Regions from separate parts of the Mus musculus genome. Here region 1 is linked to region 2. The links are chromatin loops, found by intact Hi-C in ENCODE. Cell type or tissue: left cerebral cortex. All regions are shown on one strand. Each heading gives the region's core, and the rest is flanking DNA. Links, peaks and the distances in the headings are about the cores only. Region 1 holds the start of Sall4 (spalt like transcription factor 4). Region 2 has its middle 10 kb from the start of Gm25214.

Region 1 (8,274 bases), core at 275-8,274, 110 kb after region 2:
CCCCCACAAAAAGAAATCTATCCTAAATCTTGAACTATATAGTCTATGCCATAAAAGAAAGAATCGTTCTTAGATGGTGCGCACCAAAGGAGGCAGAGAGGAGACGCTGGGCATACGCATAAGTGTCATAATGTAGAAGAAAGGCTGGGTTGGGGGGCATGACGAAACTGGGGCTCAGGTGTGGGCTAGGAGCAGGGGAGAGTGGAAGGGAAGAGGCAGAAGGCAGTGGTTGGTGGAGAGACTGAGAACCATACATCGCACAATTCTGTCACCTTTGGTGGATATTCAAGGTCATCCTTAGCTCCAGAAGGAGCCAGACACCTGTGATCCTAGCATTGGAGATGAGGAAGATGGGAGTTTCCCATCATCCTAGGCTACGTAGTGCATTGAATGTCAGCCTGGGCTGCAGAGGACCCCAGTCAATGAATAAACAAATAATTAAATAAATGTGCCCAAGGGAGATATGAGCCTCAAGGGTTACAGGAATGAAAAGGGCTTATGTGCTCCAAATCTCTCTCTCTCTCTCTCTCTCTCTCTCTCTCTCTCTCTCTCTCTCTGAACAATAGAGGTTCAGCATTCGCAGACAGCTTTAAGGCTGACTTACCAGTCCGCCACCTTTGCTGAGCAGTTCTGCCTGGAGCCACTCCGGAAAACAAAGGGGCTTTGCAAGTTACAATGGAGTTCCCTGACAGAAGACCTTCCCTTAAAGTCCTATCTCTTTCCTATACCTGGCCCCACCCAGGTCTTTTGGCTGCTCAAGGCATTGTAAGCTATTCAATAACAACTTGCCTTCGACTCTTCCGTCCTCTGTCGGCTTCTGGCTCTCTCCAAAGGCTTCTTCCACTTCTGTCTGCCGATTCCCGGCTGGGGTTCACGAAATGAAGGCAGCCAATAAACATGGAGCATGTGGGAGAGTCATAGTGTCTTATGTCTACGATCCAAGTGTGTGTGTGTGTGTGTGTGTGTGTGTGTGTGTGTGAAGCCTACAAGGATCAGGATCTGAAGGCCATCTGTGCAATGTGAGACACTGTGTCTCAAACAAAACAAAAATCCCCCAAAAACTAAAACTAAAATGAAATAAAAAAACTATTGTTCTGTTTTCTCCTCCTCCTAATCTCTCTCTCTCTAAAAGACAGGGCCTCCCTTCCAACTTGAGATCTTCCTACCTTGGCCTTATGAAAGCTATCTTCATCATCTCCTTATTACTATCCTGACTGACGTGGCCGAAGGGTCCCCACCTCATTCCAGGGCAGATAGAGCTGCTATGCCCTAACTATCACTAACTTAGATAAAGGAACAGAACCATATTACACAATGCTTCCCTTAAAGGGCTCATCTTTCTTGAGTTGTAAACTGTACATTCCTTCAGATTTGTGAGTTATAGCGCCTGCTCTGCTCCTTTCCCAGAAAGGTGTGGAGAATATTGGTAGATTAGTCAGCGAGAAGGCAGGTGTTAATTTGCCTTCTGACTCGGTATCAGAATCTTCAAGTGCTTTTATGCAGCATGAAAACAGATTCTTCCCCGCCAAGGCCACCACGCCGCCACCCTGGCTGGCAGGAGGGGCTGTCCTATTTCTTTTAGATGTTGCGCTCGAAGTAATTCAAGCTACGTTGCAGAAGAAAGACCAGAACTGGAAAGCAGGCATTTCTGTAAGGGCTCAGTGCTAGCTACGCATATCAAACCTGTGGTCCAGCTGACTTATTCAGCTCTGGGTTGTCCACAGGCACAGGTGAGCATGCTCATGAGGTCAGGCTCCTGTTTCCCGCTTCCTTCCTCACCAGCCTCTCAGAAGCAGGAAACGACAAATAGCTAATCAAGAAAATGCAAAGCAGAAAGATGGAGGAGAGGCTGATGTCTGCCCAGTCTCTCATAATGAAGGCAAAGTCAAATAAGGATCTAGCTGTCCACAGGTCCCATGGGAAGGCCACAGAGGGGGCTGGCCAGTTAGTTGAACTTCTTCAACACTGAGCTCAGACACTGTTGCAAGGAAGTTAGCCAATTAAACTTAGGTAGATTTGAGAAATAAATTTTTATATCCATACACACCCTTTTAGGAAATTCTAGGCATTCCCGAATCAGGACCACACAACTTCAGGAGGAAGTGGCTTTTCTGTAAGTCAGTTCTGTATTGCAGTGTTCTAGAAAGCAGTTAAGTACAAACACCCTCGTACCTTTTGGGAGCCCTGAACAGCTTTAGGGATAGAATCTGCAACCACTTGCTATTCTGGAATTGTTTTCTAGCAAGTTTGCTTTTCATCTGCCCTTTCTACAGTTAGCAGACAGTGGTTTAGAAGTGCTTCCGAAAATCCAGGAAGTTTACAACAAATCCTGGCTCGTGAATATGAATCCCGCGAGTATTACTCAGCATTTTAAGGATGCAAACCCTGGTGGGTTCGGAAGAGCTTGAAATTAGGTAAGATGGGGAGGTGGGATGGACAGAAGGTACCACCGGCCACTTCAAAACGCAGTTTTAACATTTCCGTAAAAAGAAAATTGAAAAGGGACTCGAGTCTCTTGTTCAGGTTTGATTTTAGAGGGAAAAGTTGAACCGACTTATTTTTCTGTGAGCGGAAAGACCTTTCTCAGCTGGTAGTTATCAACTACGCCAATTACTACAATAATTTTGTGGAGCGCGTAACCGAGATACATCGGTTCTAGAACTTTCATGTCCAGCCCTGATTTTCAATAAACCAATTTTCCTTTTTCCGTCTCAGAATTCGGATAGTGGCCGCAAGGATGATTCCCCCCACCTCCAAGTCGATCCACGCCTCGGCCAATCTGAGCCCGGATGCTAATTAGCTATGCTTCCTAGATGAACACGCCTTTGTCACATGTAGGGCCGGACTACAAGGCCCAGCATGCCTCTCCCCTCCCTGATCAATGAGGGCTTATTTAAATGATCTCTGAGGTCTTGGACCCAGGCCAATCAGCTGTCAGAGCTCATGATAAATCGCAATGCATTATTGATAATAATAATTACTGGGACATGCGCGTTTCGGCCGAAGGGGGCTAAAATTTCCCAACTCCAGGAATTGGTGGCGGAGAGGGGGCAAGTCACCAGGGCTCTTCCCGGCGCCCCAATGCGCGCACCATGTCGAGGCGCAAGCAGGCGAAGCCCCAGCACATCAACTGGGAGGAGGGCCAGGGCGAGCAGCCTCAGCAGCTACCGAGCCCCGACCTCGCCGAGGCGCTGGCGGCGGAGGAACCCGGTGAGTGCGGCTGCGGCCACGTCCGTGCGCCCGACTGTCCGTGCGTCCCGGGAGGGCGCTCCTAGCACTGCCGCGCGTCCCTCGAGGGCGCGGGTTCCGGGAGCCGATTCTGGAATGGGGATTCCGGACTCTGTTCCAGGAAAGGAGAGATGCGGAGGGAGGGAGCCTCAATCCCCCACCTCGGAGGGAGCCTCAACCCGCCCACCCCTTTGCAAATCCCCCTAGTTTTCTCCCTCTTATTGTAAAGTTGATTCCACATTCTGCCTCTCCCTCCAACTTCTCTCTCCTCGTCCACAGTCCCATAATTGGTTTCCCTCCTTTGGATACATAAGCACCCACCTACGCCGGTAACTTGGGCTTCCTTCACCCCCTCTCTAGTGGCGCCGCTTTTAAAAGAAAGAGACCCCCAAGTCTCCCCACCCTCTCTACTACCCTCTTGGGGGCCCCTGGGGGAGGGGCGCACCTCTGGGGGACCCCCCGAGGAGGGCGATCTGTTGCACGCGCCCCTCCCAGGCCGAGTGGGGGGAGGGGGCGCGACCTCTCCCCACCCCCAGGCCGGGGTACGGGCCACCCGCACAGCGCAGAGGGCGGGGGAGGCTGTTGGGCTTAGTTCCCTTTCGGAGGAAGGGAACTTTTATTTTTTTGTAATTTTAGATATTTTGTTTACCTTTTTTTTTCTTTCCGCCTTTCCCGGGGGCTACGGCGCCTGCTGCCGGTCCTCGCCCTAACCTTTCGGGGCCTGACCTCCAGCCATCTTTGATTTCCGACTATCTAAAAATAACCGCGGCCAGCGGGAGGGTGCGGGCCGGGGCCCGGGCAGCGGGTGCATGGTCACCCCCTCTGGGGCGCACCCCCGCTCCTTTATTTATTTTTTTGCACGGATCCCCCGGGCGGCACTGCTCAGCACACGCCCGGGAGGTGAAAGGGGAGAGGTCGGGTTGCGGCTGACCCGGCCTGAGCCTCCACGGAGTTCAGGACCTCAGCGCGGCCGGGAGCTGCGGGCGAGCCCCTCGTCCCTGCCCGCCGTGCTGTCGCCGAAGAAACCGGGAACGTTGGGAGGAGGGAGTCCCCCTGGGCCTCCCGCTCGATTCCAGCTCTCCGCGGATGGTGGGCGGTGTGCGGACTCTGCGCGCTCTGCTTGGGCGCTCCTGTTTTCCCCGGAGTGGGATCCTACTTTTCCCAAACTTAACGAGTTTATCAAAGTTCAGTGACCTTCTACCTCATTGTATCCCCCCCCCCTGCCCCCCAGGGCAACTGGAAGGTCATTGCTTGTTCGAGGGGGCGGATGTGAGTTTTGGGGCGTTGGAGCATCCCACATCATAGGGCCGGGCAGCTGGGATGGACTCTTTGTGCCTTGGCCCGGGGAGCTAGGGGTGGGGGTGCAGATCATGGAGAGGCTGGGTCGCTTGGTCCACCTGGAACAAAAGGGTTAACCCTCAGCCCGCCTGCTTCCTCTGGAGAGGAGGGGCGAGCTCTCGGCCCTGACCCCTCCCCTGGTCCTGCGATGACCTCCCTTCCCCCTCCATTTGGGGTGAGCGCATACTAGTGTTTTTTGTTTTGTTTTTTTCTCCTATTTAGCTGGTGGTGGGGACTCTGGGGGTGGGCGGCATGGAGAGGTGGCTTGCTATAGAAGGGCTTCCGAAATCTCCGCTGGCTGGAGTCGTAGTTAACCTGGCTGCACCCTGAGGCCGCTGGGCGCGCGCTGCCACCCAGCCTTGGGAAGCGAGTTTTCTGCGGATCACTCGCGGTCGGAGCCCGGCCTCTGGCGTGCGGGCGCCCTCTGGAGACCGGCCATGTGCGGACTGCGACACACACCTGGTGAGTGAGGTTAGCTAGGCCGGAGACCCGCACACGCGTGATCTCTGTGGGGTCCCCATCTTCTGCATCAACATCAGTGTTTGGGAATCTTCTCCAAGAGTTCTTAAAATGTGTTTGTAGGGGGACCTCGATTGTGGTTTTGGGAAGAGGTTTTTTGTTTTTGTTTTAAAATTTCTTTAATGCCTGCATTTTGGGATCACCCTTAGTTTAGATAAATCTTTTGGAAGCTTTTGGATCCCTCTTGGTCGGTCTGTAGGAGAATGCAGGTTTTTTTTTTTTTTTTTTTGAGCAAGGCAAATGAAATCCGGGCAATAATTAGCAGATCAAAAAATCCGCAGGTGGTCAAGGAGAAGGGGCTTACAGTACTTAAAGGAAAATTAGCATTTTCTCAAAAGGGTTCCAAATGCCCTTTGTGCTAAACTGGATTACAACCTTCAGCTATTACGATTCCCAGGTTTTTAGTAATTTAGCGCTCCTCGCCATCCTTCATCGACCTGCCTGTGCCTGGCTTAGTTAAGGTTTCAAGCTAATTCAGTCTTCCCCCAAAAGGGGGAGGGGGCTTCTTTTTTATTCATTTAATTGCATGTAAAATGTGCTCCCTAACCCTCGGAGGTTCTCCACTGCCAGTAAACGATACTTTGTCATTGGTGATGGGGATTAAGGGGATTTCAGTTTAAGTAGGGGACCGGGAGCCGTTTTGGGGGAGCTGAGGCATGGTTATTTTTGAATCTCCTCCTTTTGGATGTAAAATGTCAAATGAGAATTTGGGGAAAAGAATTTTGGCAGGATTCAGTACGAGGAAGCTCGGCGTTGCATTCTGGGTGTAACCTTGCCTAGGTGGACTAGTGTACCCCCACTTATTCACCCAGCTTTTTGGGTCCTTGTGTACAGTGGCAGTGAAAAAGTTTTCTATAGACTCCTTGCATGTTGAGGTAATTTCATCCACGGAATGACAGTTTTCACTGGAACCTGCTATGTGGCAGGCTCCAGCCTGGGACCTCGAAGGACCTCACCGTTAATTCTCACAACCTGAAGTAGTTTTGGTATTTCGCTCCCTTGAATAAAGGCTCCCGGGTGGCAAGGGTCGCCCAGTGGTTCCCCTCCCACTTGACTTTAGCCTTCTTGAATCCATGGGGTGTTTGTTGTTGGTTCTAGAGCAAGGGGGATGTACTCATTAGTAAGGGACAGCCTAGCCATGGTGCTTGAAGCTGCTTTGGTTTGGTGACACCCCCCCCCCCAGTCTGTCTGTGTAGTAACCATGACAGCTTTCTAACCTGTCCCAGCCTTGTCACGCTCTTGTCTTTGCCTCTGAAGCTGAGATTGGAGGAATGTGCCGCTAAATCCAGTGCCCATTTGATTTTTCAAATTGCCTTTTAGAAACTGTGGGTGATGAGACTTCCCAGCAAGCAACTCAAGAGCTAACGTCATTTGGGTTTCTTTCTTGGGGTTACGTGATTTTGAAAAAGAAAAAAAAAAAAAAGCCAAACCAAATAGGAGATGAATTTGGGAGGTTACCGTAATCACTCTAATCTCTACTTTTTTAACAAACACAGCTAACACACACAGGTTAAAGCCTTGGTTGGTGCAGGCTCTAGACAGCCTTGTTTCATCCCAGGGAGAGACCTCTGATCTCTCTTGGGGTTGGCAAGCTCGTTCAGTTGAGGCAAGTATCCCTTACTCTTATGTAAGGCATATTTTATATAAAGCGTCTTCTGACCCTCCTACCCTTAAAAACTTGAATTATTGATTGCGTGTGCTGCCACCCTGTGAGTGAGCATTCAGAGGACGGGAGGGCTGATCTATCTGGGGTCATTCATTCATTAGCTGTGGCCAGCGTCTTACCCTTTCAAAACCTTTTCCACAGGCCCCTGAAGTTTAATCCGTGATTGTTTTTTGATTTCTGCAATTCTTGATTAAGTAGAAACTTAATTTCAAGTCAAATTTGACCTCTCTATGTAGATTTTAAGGCTTGCTGTTTGAAACTGGTTTTAAAAATAAAGCTCCTACAGCTGGATCTGTAATATATAATCCCTTTTGTTTTTTGGTAAGGATTTATCCTGGAGGTAGGGCAGGGTCTAGGATACTGTGTGCTTTAGGTAAACTGTTCATTGTCTTTCTTTAATACAGGACCAGTAACAGATAAGCCCAAGGCACCAGGCTTTTATCAAGATACACAGATTTCAATTTTTTTTTTTTGTTTCTGTTTTTAGCTGTTTTGAGTGTCTTCTGCCTCCTGGCTGATTAGCTTTCTTCCTATACAATAGTAAGCGCATTTTCTATTCATCTGGGTGAGATTGAATCGAAAGACCCCTGCTGGCTTTACTGCATTCTTCCTACTTACTGGATAACTAGATGCTGAAGAGATAACATTCCTAAAATTCGGGGTGGGGGATGGAAGCCACGCTTGCTGGAGTTATCCCTGTGGACTTTGCCTTCCTTCCCTTCAGGTTAATTTAAGCATAGCCAGCAATTGTTCCTAACAGGGTCCTCTTTCTCCTTGGCAAATACTCCGTCCCATTATTTGCCGACGGTGGTATGGACGAGGTAGTTTTTTACTGCCTAAGCAAACATCGGCTACAGTTTTAAGTGGGATGCCTGGTGCAGCGGTCAGGCTGCAGGGGGAGAGGCTTCGGGGCTTGTGTATACAGTGAAGGCGGTTGGCATCCCGGTAGTAAATCACTCTGAGCTGGTGTATCCTTCGGGAGCAGAGATGCTTAACCTTTTTTGTGCCATAGCTCCCTTCTCAGCTGAGTGCTGAGCGGACGCAGGGTACCAGGGAAAGCAGGTACAGTGATGTATGAACAATGATCAGAAACGAAAAAATTCAGCCCTCTTGTCTTTCCCTTTGCAAGCTCTGGGAAATGACTAAGAGGGCCCTGGGCTGGCTATTGTTTCTGGCTGTTTCTCCCCTAAACAATGCAGCCTGAAAACTATTTACATAGTGTTTGCATTGCATGTGGGCATGCTAAATCCCGGAGATTAAAGTTTGGGAGTTGGAGATACTGCTCAGTGGGAGAGCTACACCCTTAGCTGGTGTGAGGGCTTGGGCTCTATACCCCATGTGGGGGTGGGGGGCAAACCAGAGGGTGTGCCAGACAGGATCCCTTAGAGTCTCCAACTTTGTCTGCTCTCCACCTCCTTTAAAATATCAGGGGAATATTATAGTAATGTTAATATTCTGTTAATAAAATGACAGGTTAGGGTGGCACGGTGTGGTTGGAGAACTCTTTGACTTTTATTTATTTA
Region 2 (8,333 bases), core at 290-8,289:
GGGGGTTTTTTTTTGTTTTGTTTTTTTGAGGGTTTTTTTTTGTTTGTTTTTTTTGGTTTTTTTTGACAACGTTGGGCCTAACTCAGCCAAAAATCTACAGCCTAGTGGAAAGACCTGAGCGGGGCTTGAGTCCAGGAACCTGCCTCGCTCACTTCCGTACTGAGTGACTCAACAGGACCTGCTTAAGCCCGCCCTTGCCTAGCTACTGCTGATATAGAATAACTTCTTTGGCCCTGTCAGTCACCCCATACGACGGAGTCACCCTTCCCCACCTCCTACATCATCTCAACCCACCAAAAATTCCTCACCTCCTCCCTCAACCCTATTTAAGCAAGAGGCTGAGTTAATAAAACAAGTTCCTGCTTCAACAAGACTCCCGGCCCGGTGAGTTTCTTTTGGGCCGTCGACACTGGCCATCCAGCTCAGCTCCGGACAGACCGGGTTCTCTCCTCTTGCCTAAACTTAACGGCAAAGAGCCAGCAAGACAAGGTTTCTCTGTGTATCCCTGGCTATCCTGAAATCTGCTCTGTAGAGCAGGCTGGGCTCAAACTCAAGGACACACCTGTCTCTGCCTCCCATGCCGAGATTAAAGGCCTGTGTCACCACCACCCCGCACATGTGAATATTTTATCTGCATGTATTTCTGTGGACCATGTGTATGCCTGGTGCCCACAGAGGCCAGAATCGGGTCACTGATAACTTAGAACTGGGATTATAGACAGTTGTGTGCTGGGAATAGAACTCAGGTCCTGGTCGGGGCAGGGTGCAGAGGAGCCCACAGTGCTCTAACCACTGAACAATCTCTCCAGCCCTGGTGGTCAGTTTTTATTTTACCCTTAGTACTGGAGATGCAGCCCTGGGCAGTGCTTGTGTTAGACCAGGGTTTCCCTCTGAGCCACACCCCCAAGTCCCAGAAGGGAGGGATGATAGATAGGCAAGTAGACAGTAGATAGATAGATGACAGATCAGACAGACAGACAGACAGATAGTAGATTTGTGTGGATGTGGGATGTGTGTACATGTGTGCCCATGTGCGTGTGTGCTTGGGTGTATGTTTGCACATGTGCAAGTGCATGTGAAGGCAGAAGTTAATATCAGTGATTGGTCGATGAAGATCAATCATTCTTTACTTTATTCATTGAAACCAGAGCTCTCCCATCTGGCTCAGCTAGCTGGCAGCCAGCCCACCTCAGGGCACCTGTTTCTACATCCTGAACACAGTCATGGCTGCAACTCGCCCACTTTGTATGTGGGTCCTGGAAAGCCTGACTCCAGCCTCAATGCCTACGCGAGCTCATTCACTCAGCCATCTGCCCAGCCCCACACGCTTCCTTTTTATGACTTTCAATAATGATCAAAGCCACCAGCCTCCCATACATCTTTTATTTTGTTTCCCATATGTGTCTATGCATGGGGGTTTATGTGCCACGGGGCGTGTGTGGAAGTCAGCTCTCCTTCTGCCATGCGGGTCTCGGGATACGATACAGGTCATAGCCTGGGCAAGAGGCTCCTTTACCTCCTGTGCCAGCCCCACCTGTCCAATCCATCTTCAACCCATAAGAACACCAAGAGCCACCAAGACGAGATTTTAATATGCTGCTCAGAGAAATGACCGGAAACACAGTGACCTGTGCAGCCCTCACTGGCAGCATAACTAAAATCCCAACGCCCTTTTCCACAGCCTTGCTATGTGGCCCAGGCTAGCACCGAACTCACTGTGTCGGCCCTGACATCATGGCTTGCCCGCTTCAGCTTCCTAAAGGCTAAGCTGAGGTGACAGGTGTGTGCCACAATGGTATAACTGCTCTGTCCACTGCCAGAGATTCAAGCTGTGTCCCACCGCCCCCCAGACATCTTAATGCGTCTGCATTGTTTCATACCAGACTTCATGTAAAACAGACCAAGAAACAGATAGATCTAGGAAGTGCTTTCCCACCTCCTCCCCTCTTCACATATGTGTGTGTGTATGTAGTGTGCTTGTGTGTGCATGCAAGTTTCCATGTGTGGGGGAACATGCCTTTAAAAGGCCCAAGATGACATCAGGTTTTACCCTGGGTCCTCTCTCCTAATTCACTGAAGCAGGGTTGGTCAATCAAATCCAGAGCTTGTTGTCACTAGCCAGCTTGCTCAGAGGACCTGGTTTCTGCTTTCTGAGACTGGAATTGCTGGTGGTATGGATATATATATATCACCACCCCAGCTCTGGGAGATCCAGTGCCCTCTTCTGGTCTCCACAGGTTCTACATGCATATAATATATAGACATACATGCAAGTAAAATACATAAAATATAAATATTATAAAATGGTAGCACTTAGCCTGGATGTGGTTCACTGGCGGAGTGCTTGCCTAACACACACAAGGCCTTGGCTTTGAACTCCAGCAATTGCAAAAAGGAAAAAAAAAAAAAAAGAGTTAACTTTTCCTTTACATTTTTTTATATTATGATGAGCAAACTAGAGAGTCCCAGGAGAATTTCCCAGGGTGACAAAGAGACTCCTCACAGCCTGATTCTCCACCACAGGGCATCCCCAGGTGCTGGAGAAGGTTCGAGAAGTGCTTCCTCCTGGGCCAGTGGGGCGTGCTGGCCTCCACATCTACTTCCTCCCAGCCTGAAAGCTGGAAAGATTGCAAACAAAACAAAACCAAAAAAAAAAAAAAAAAAAAAAAAGTCTACTGGGAAGTGTCTCAAAGCTGCTGTGGGTGAGCAGACATCACCATAAAAAAACAGTGGCTCCGCCCCCACCCCAATAATTCTCCAAGATTTCCAGCAAGACCATGTCTCCTTAGCCCTTTACAAAAAAAAATCCCATGAATGAGCCATCCAAAGACCTGTTACTCGGCTACTGTACTCCTGAAGCCAAAACACTATAAAGATTTATTTATTTTATTTTATGTATATAACTACACCGTAGCTGTACAGATGGTTGTGAGCCTTCGTGTGGTTGTTGGGAGTTGAATTTTTAGGACCTCTGCTCGCCCTGGTCGGCCCTGCTCACTCAGGTCAACTCTGCTCGCTCAGGCCCAGATTTATTTATTATTATACGTAAGTACTTTGTCGCTGTCTTCAGACACACCAGAAGAGGGCGTCAGATCTCGTTACGGGTGGTTGTGAGCCACCATGTGGTTGCTGGGATTTACACTCAGAAACTTCGGAAGAGCAGTCAGTGAGTGCTCTTACCCGCCCTTACCATCTCGCCAGCCCCCAAGACCCTATAAAAAATCGAGTGGCTCCCTCCAGAGTTCTGGCTCAAGCAAAAAAAAAAAAAAAAAAAAGACGCTAAATCATCTTAAATCCCCATCTGCCTGAGACCCCCTCTGAGAAACACAACCATAAATATGCGTGGCTCTGTTGCCATTCACGCCGGAAACAACCGCGATGTTGCCTGTTTTACTACCTATGGACCAGAAAGACAGCAGCGGGGATTTTTGGAACACTCCAGGCAAAGCTATGAGCTTCCTTCTCTCCCAAGGGAGAGGGTGCTCTCTCGATCAGGGACAAGTGCCCTGGGATAGGGCCCGAGGCATGGCCAAAAAGCCTGGCAGTGGCCGGGAAAGCCAAAGATGGGAAGAAAGCATCGGTGACACAGCCCTGCCTCCCTCTCCTCCCCCGCTCAGGTTAGAAATATCAACAACATTCCTGCCCACTGTAATCAAATACTTACGCAAAAAGCTATGGAATGCGCAATAATTTGTCAGGCATCCTTTTAGCCCAGTCCACTGGAGCAAACTCTGCCCGGGCCCCTTGACCCTCAGAGGGTGCCCTTTGACCTTACTTGGACCTCTTTTATGCGCAGCTTCACTCTGACCAGATGGCTAAACTATCAAAGGATTTTATGAGTCAAAACTACTGCTTTCTCAATTCACAAGTTGCGTATTTCTATCCGTGTTTGTGTGACCGGTCTACGTGAAGCTTTAAATTGAAAACACAAGAGGGGGCCCCCGCAGCTGGGGCCCGCCTCCCCGTATTGTGTGTGAGCACGGGGGTTAGGGCTGTTTGCAGAGAAAACAGCTGACACACAGATGCAGACAATTTCAGCTAAATATTTAAAATAGCCATCAAGAAAAGGATGGCTGATTATTTTTCTCCCTCCTCTGGTTCCACCCATGATCTTTTGTGGCGCTCGAGGCAAGCACCGTTCTTACGCAAATCAAAACCTCATCCTTTCCTCCTTCTAGCGGAGGCCGGTGGGCAAAATGTAAAAATAATAAGAAAAGGGGCTGAGATATAACTCTGTAAATAAAAGAGCCTGATGCCAAACTTGATGATCCAAGTTCGAATCCCAGGACCCACAAGGTGGAAAAGAGACCTAACTCCTGAAAGTTGTCCTCTGGTGCACGTGCGCGCGCGCACACACACACACAGACACACACACTAAATTTTGATATAAAAATATTTCACAGCTGGAGAGCTGGCTCATTGGGCTACTCGCTGCTTTTGTGGGGGACCCCGGTTTTGAGTCGCAGTCCCCACATGATGGCTCGGAAGCACTTGTGACTCTAGTTCTAGGGGATCTGCTGTGCTCTTCTGGCCTCTGTGAGCACCAGGCCTGCATGAGAGGAATAGACACACACACACACACACACACACGTTTGTATGTATGTATGTATATATGTATGCATATATATAATGCAGTATTTACTTAAAACCTTGTCTGGTAAAAAGAAAAGGGTTCCAGCTTTGTTCAGCATCTGAAGGTGTGTGTGTTTGCACATGCACGTGAGTGCACACCCACATTTATATGTATCTATTATATACATATACATGTGTACACACACACCTACATATATAATGCAGTATTTATTTAAAGCCTTTTCTGGTAAAAAGGAAAGGTTTCCGTTCAGCATCGGAGGCTGTGAGTGCAAACGGCACAGAGGAGGGTCAGGGGACAGTATGTGCATGCATAGGCCAGAGGACAATGCGAGGTGTCATCTTCCCTCAGCCGCTTCTCCGTGATATTATTACAGGCTCTCACTATGTAATTAATCCTGGAGACCAGGCTGGCCTCAGGCTCACAGAGACCTGCCTCCCTCAGCCTCCCGAGTGCTGGGATCACAGGTGTACACCGCCATGTCTGGCCATCCACCTTGTGGTTTTGAGATGTGGTCTTCTACTAAGCCTAGAGCTCATCAACGGTGGTGTCCAGTTTTCTATCAACCTGACCCAAGCTGGAGCTATTTGGGAAAAGGGAAACTCAACTGAGAAAAATGCCCCTACCAGATTGGCCTGTAGGGGGAGCCCCTGGTGCATTTACTTGATACAGGATTGTTTGGGAGAGCACAGCCCACTTGGTGGGGGAGCCATCCCTGGGCAGGTGGTCCTGAATGAGCAAGCCAATAAGCAGTAAGTATCCTCTGCATCAGCACCTGCCTCCTGGTTTCTGCCCCAGCCCCGCCTCTCCATCTCTATTCCTCAGTTGCAAACGTCTTGGCTTCACTGTAAACTCGAGCAACTATGGAAGCAGGGAATAGAGGTGGCTTCTTTCTAACACTTCTAATTCACCCAGGGTTTGTCCAGCCTTTGATTTCAGAGTTGACTCGGGCTCTCATGTTTTCCTGACTGCATTAGAGAGGCCCCTTAGGGGTCAGAGGGGATCCCCAGGTCCCAGAGTCGGTTAGAAGTAGAGACCCACACATGTGATGGTGTAGAGAAAGATGGCCTTTACCGGCTCTCAGCTTGTGACCAGGGGACCAGATAGTGCTAACTTCAGGGACACCAGCCTCATGGAGTTGTAGTTTCAGAAGGATCTGAGCTGTAACCGGCATGAGACGTTTCTCAGTATGTTTCTGAGAGAGTTGTGTGTGTGAGGGGGAGGGAGGGAGGGAGGGATTTGTGTGTGGGTGTTGGGGGTGAGTGTGGAGATGTGTGAGTGGGTGTGAATATGGGGTGGGTGTTGGGATGTGGCTATTTTGTTTTATTTTTTCTCTTCCCTTTCTCCCTCTTGCTTCGGCCCTGCTCGCTTTGGCCCATAGGTTGTTTGTTTGTTTGTTTCTCATTACAGATGGTTGTGGTTGCTGGGATTTGAACTCATGACCTCCGGAAGAGCAGTCAGTGCTCTTAACCGCTGAGCCATCTCTCCAGCCCGCCAAACATATTTTTTAAAGAGGCTTCTTTATAAAGATTTATTACTTATTTTATTTTATACGCGAGTGTGTTTTGTCTGCACATGTGTCTGTCCACCCTATACATGCCTATGACACTAGATGAGAGCGCCAGATCCCCTGCAGTTAGATCCGTCAGGAGCCGCCATGTTGTAGATGCTGGGACTCTAACTCCAGTGCTCTGGAAAAGCAGTTCATGTTCTAAACTGTGCTGGAACCGTCCTCAGCCCTCAGATCCCATCTTTAAAAACAAGAGACAACAGTGCTGGAGAAATGGCTCAGCAGTTAAGAGTAGTTGTTCTCCCAAAGGACCGGGGTTCAAGCTCAGCACTTAAATGGCAGCTCACAAACTATGTAACTCCAGTTCCAGGGACTCCAACACTCTCATGTGCAGGTAAAAACCCACCAATTGGAAGCAGAGCTGGGAAAGTGACTCAGTCAGAAAAGAGCTTGCTCTGCAGGGGATGGAGTGTACTGGACACACATACAGGACGTGCTTGAATGAACATGTCAAGAGCTGGGCCATGGCACAGTCTTTAATCCCAGCACTTGGGGGGCAGAGGTAGGCAGATTTCTGAGTTCAAGGCCAGCCTGGTCTACAGAGTGAGTTCCAGGACAGCCAGGGCTGCATGGAGAAAGCCACTTGCAATTGTGATCTTGCCTTCGCTTCTCAATGCATTGCGTGTTTTCCGGAGCTGGAGAGACAGCTCAGCAGTTAAGAGCACTGGCCTCTCTGGCAGAGGATCCAGGCTTGGCTCCCAGAACCCAGGTGTAGGCTTACAACCATCTGTAACTCCAGGAGATCTGATGCCATCTTCTGACTTCCAATGGCACCAGGCTCCAATGCGGTGCCCAGACACACATGCACGCGAACATGAATACTTGTGAAATAAAATGAACACTTAAAAAAATAAAATCTGTTTTCTTTTTATATGTATTTAATGTATATATAGTGAGTGTGCCCAGATGGACCCCAGCCAGCCATGACATGGAAGTGGAGGTCAGAGGACAGCTTGTGGGAACCCATTCATTCCATGTTTTTCAAGCAGGTACCGGATCAAAGTCAAGTTCTCAGTCTTGGCAGCAGGGGCTTCACCTCGTGAACCATCTCTGTGTCCCCATCCCACTGCTAACAGGCACATGTGAGTCACTCGGGATCCGAGGGCACTACTGTTCATAAAGCTGCTGTGCGTCTTAGAATATGTGTTTGTGTATAGAATATATATGCAAGTCTCATATATAGATGCATATATACACATATACACACATGAGAATGTGTACACATATACACGTGTACATATATACATATATGCATATATGCAATACACACATACACATATACACATGCACTTGTATGCACACACACATATATACATACATACATAATACATACATATATATACACACACACACACATATATATATATATACATATACATATATATATATATATATATATATATATATATATATATATATGGTTTCATATAGTTAAGGCTGGCAACAAATTTTTAAGTAGCTGAGTGTTGTTTTTTTAACAAAATTTCAATTGTTGGGTTTTACCAATGAAGCCTCAAGAACCAGAAGCTAGGGTGAAAGCCTGCTAGCTCAGAGAGTCAGAGCAAGCACTCAGCTGACCTTCTTCCTCAGTCGGATGTCCCAGAAGCAATGCCCCTCCCTCATACCTTAGCAAAAAAACTCCTACAATCCAAATGTCCCTCCCTTCTACTTCCTGTGTGTCTCTCTATCCGTCCTCCTGTCGGCCTCGTACTCTCTATGTTTTTTTTTTTCTTAGTAGTCCTATGTTCACTTTCTGTCAACCGGTTGCCTGTCCAACCTCCTGACCTGAGGTTGACTTTATTTAATCCTGTTTACAACCTTCAATCGGAAAGCTCTTGAGTTAAAGGTGTGTGCTAAGGCTGAGCCACACCACAACTCAAAACAGATTTTTCCAGTAAATAACACAATCTCGGGGTTCACAGGGTGATCACAGCCTAGGGTGACGAGAGTTGCTTGTCCTGCGACCTCCAGTTTCGCTGTGGGGATTACTGGTGTGCACCATCATGTCTGGTTTATGCAGTGCCAAGGATCGAACCCAGGGCTTTGTGAATGCTGTGTAAACACTCGACCACCTGAGCGACAAGTCCAGCACCGCACAGCACTCACCCCGTCCTGCAGACTTCTAAAGCCCAGGAGAATTTTATGAGCATGGAGAAGGTGATCTGGGCTGAG

Evidence for each region. Peaks named below come from ENCODE experiments on the same cell type or tissue, not always from the same donor. Only the 100,000 strongest peaks of a DNase experiment are listed, where the experiment ranks them.
Region 1: it touches region 2 in a loop (2.5-fold over the local background); 16 of 42 quality-filtered maps call a loop at or near these places.

The regions. Positions count from the first base shown.
Region 1 is chr2:168,761,848-168,770,121 of GRCm38, reverse strand. Sall4 (spalt like transcription factor 4) reads left to right here and starts at 2,921. Exons shown (of 4, transcript NM_175303.4): 1 at 2,921-3,210. The coding sequence starts at 3,093. Gm14261 (predicted gene 14261) reads right to left here and starts at 3,979. Exons shown (of 2, transcript NR_166178.1): 1 at 3,878-3,979; 2 at 2,012-3,340. In left cerebral cortex, for the core only: CTCF peaks have their summits at 2,969 and 4,992 (motif pointing left); DNase peaks (open chromatin) are centred at 2,776 and 4,977; H3K4me3 peaks cover 913 bases.
Region 2 is chr2:168,867,588-168,875,920 of GRCm38, reverse strand. No RefSeq gene overlaps it. Among named protein-coding and RNA genes, the nearest start is that of Gm25214, 10 kb to the left of the region's middle. In left cerebral cortex, for the core only: CTCF peaks have their summits at 2,223 (motif pointing left), 3,078 (motif pointing right) and 5,233 (motif pointing right); DNase peaks (open chromatin) are centred at 1,254 and 5,174.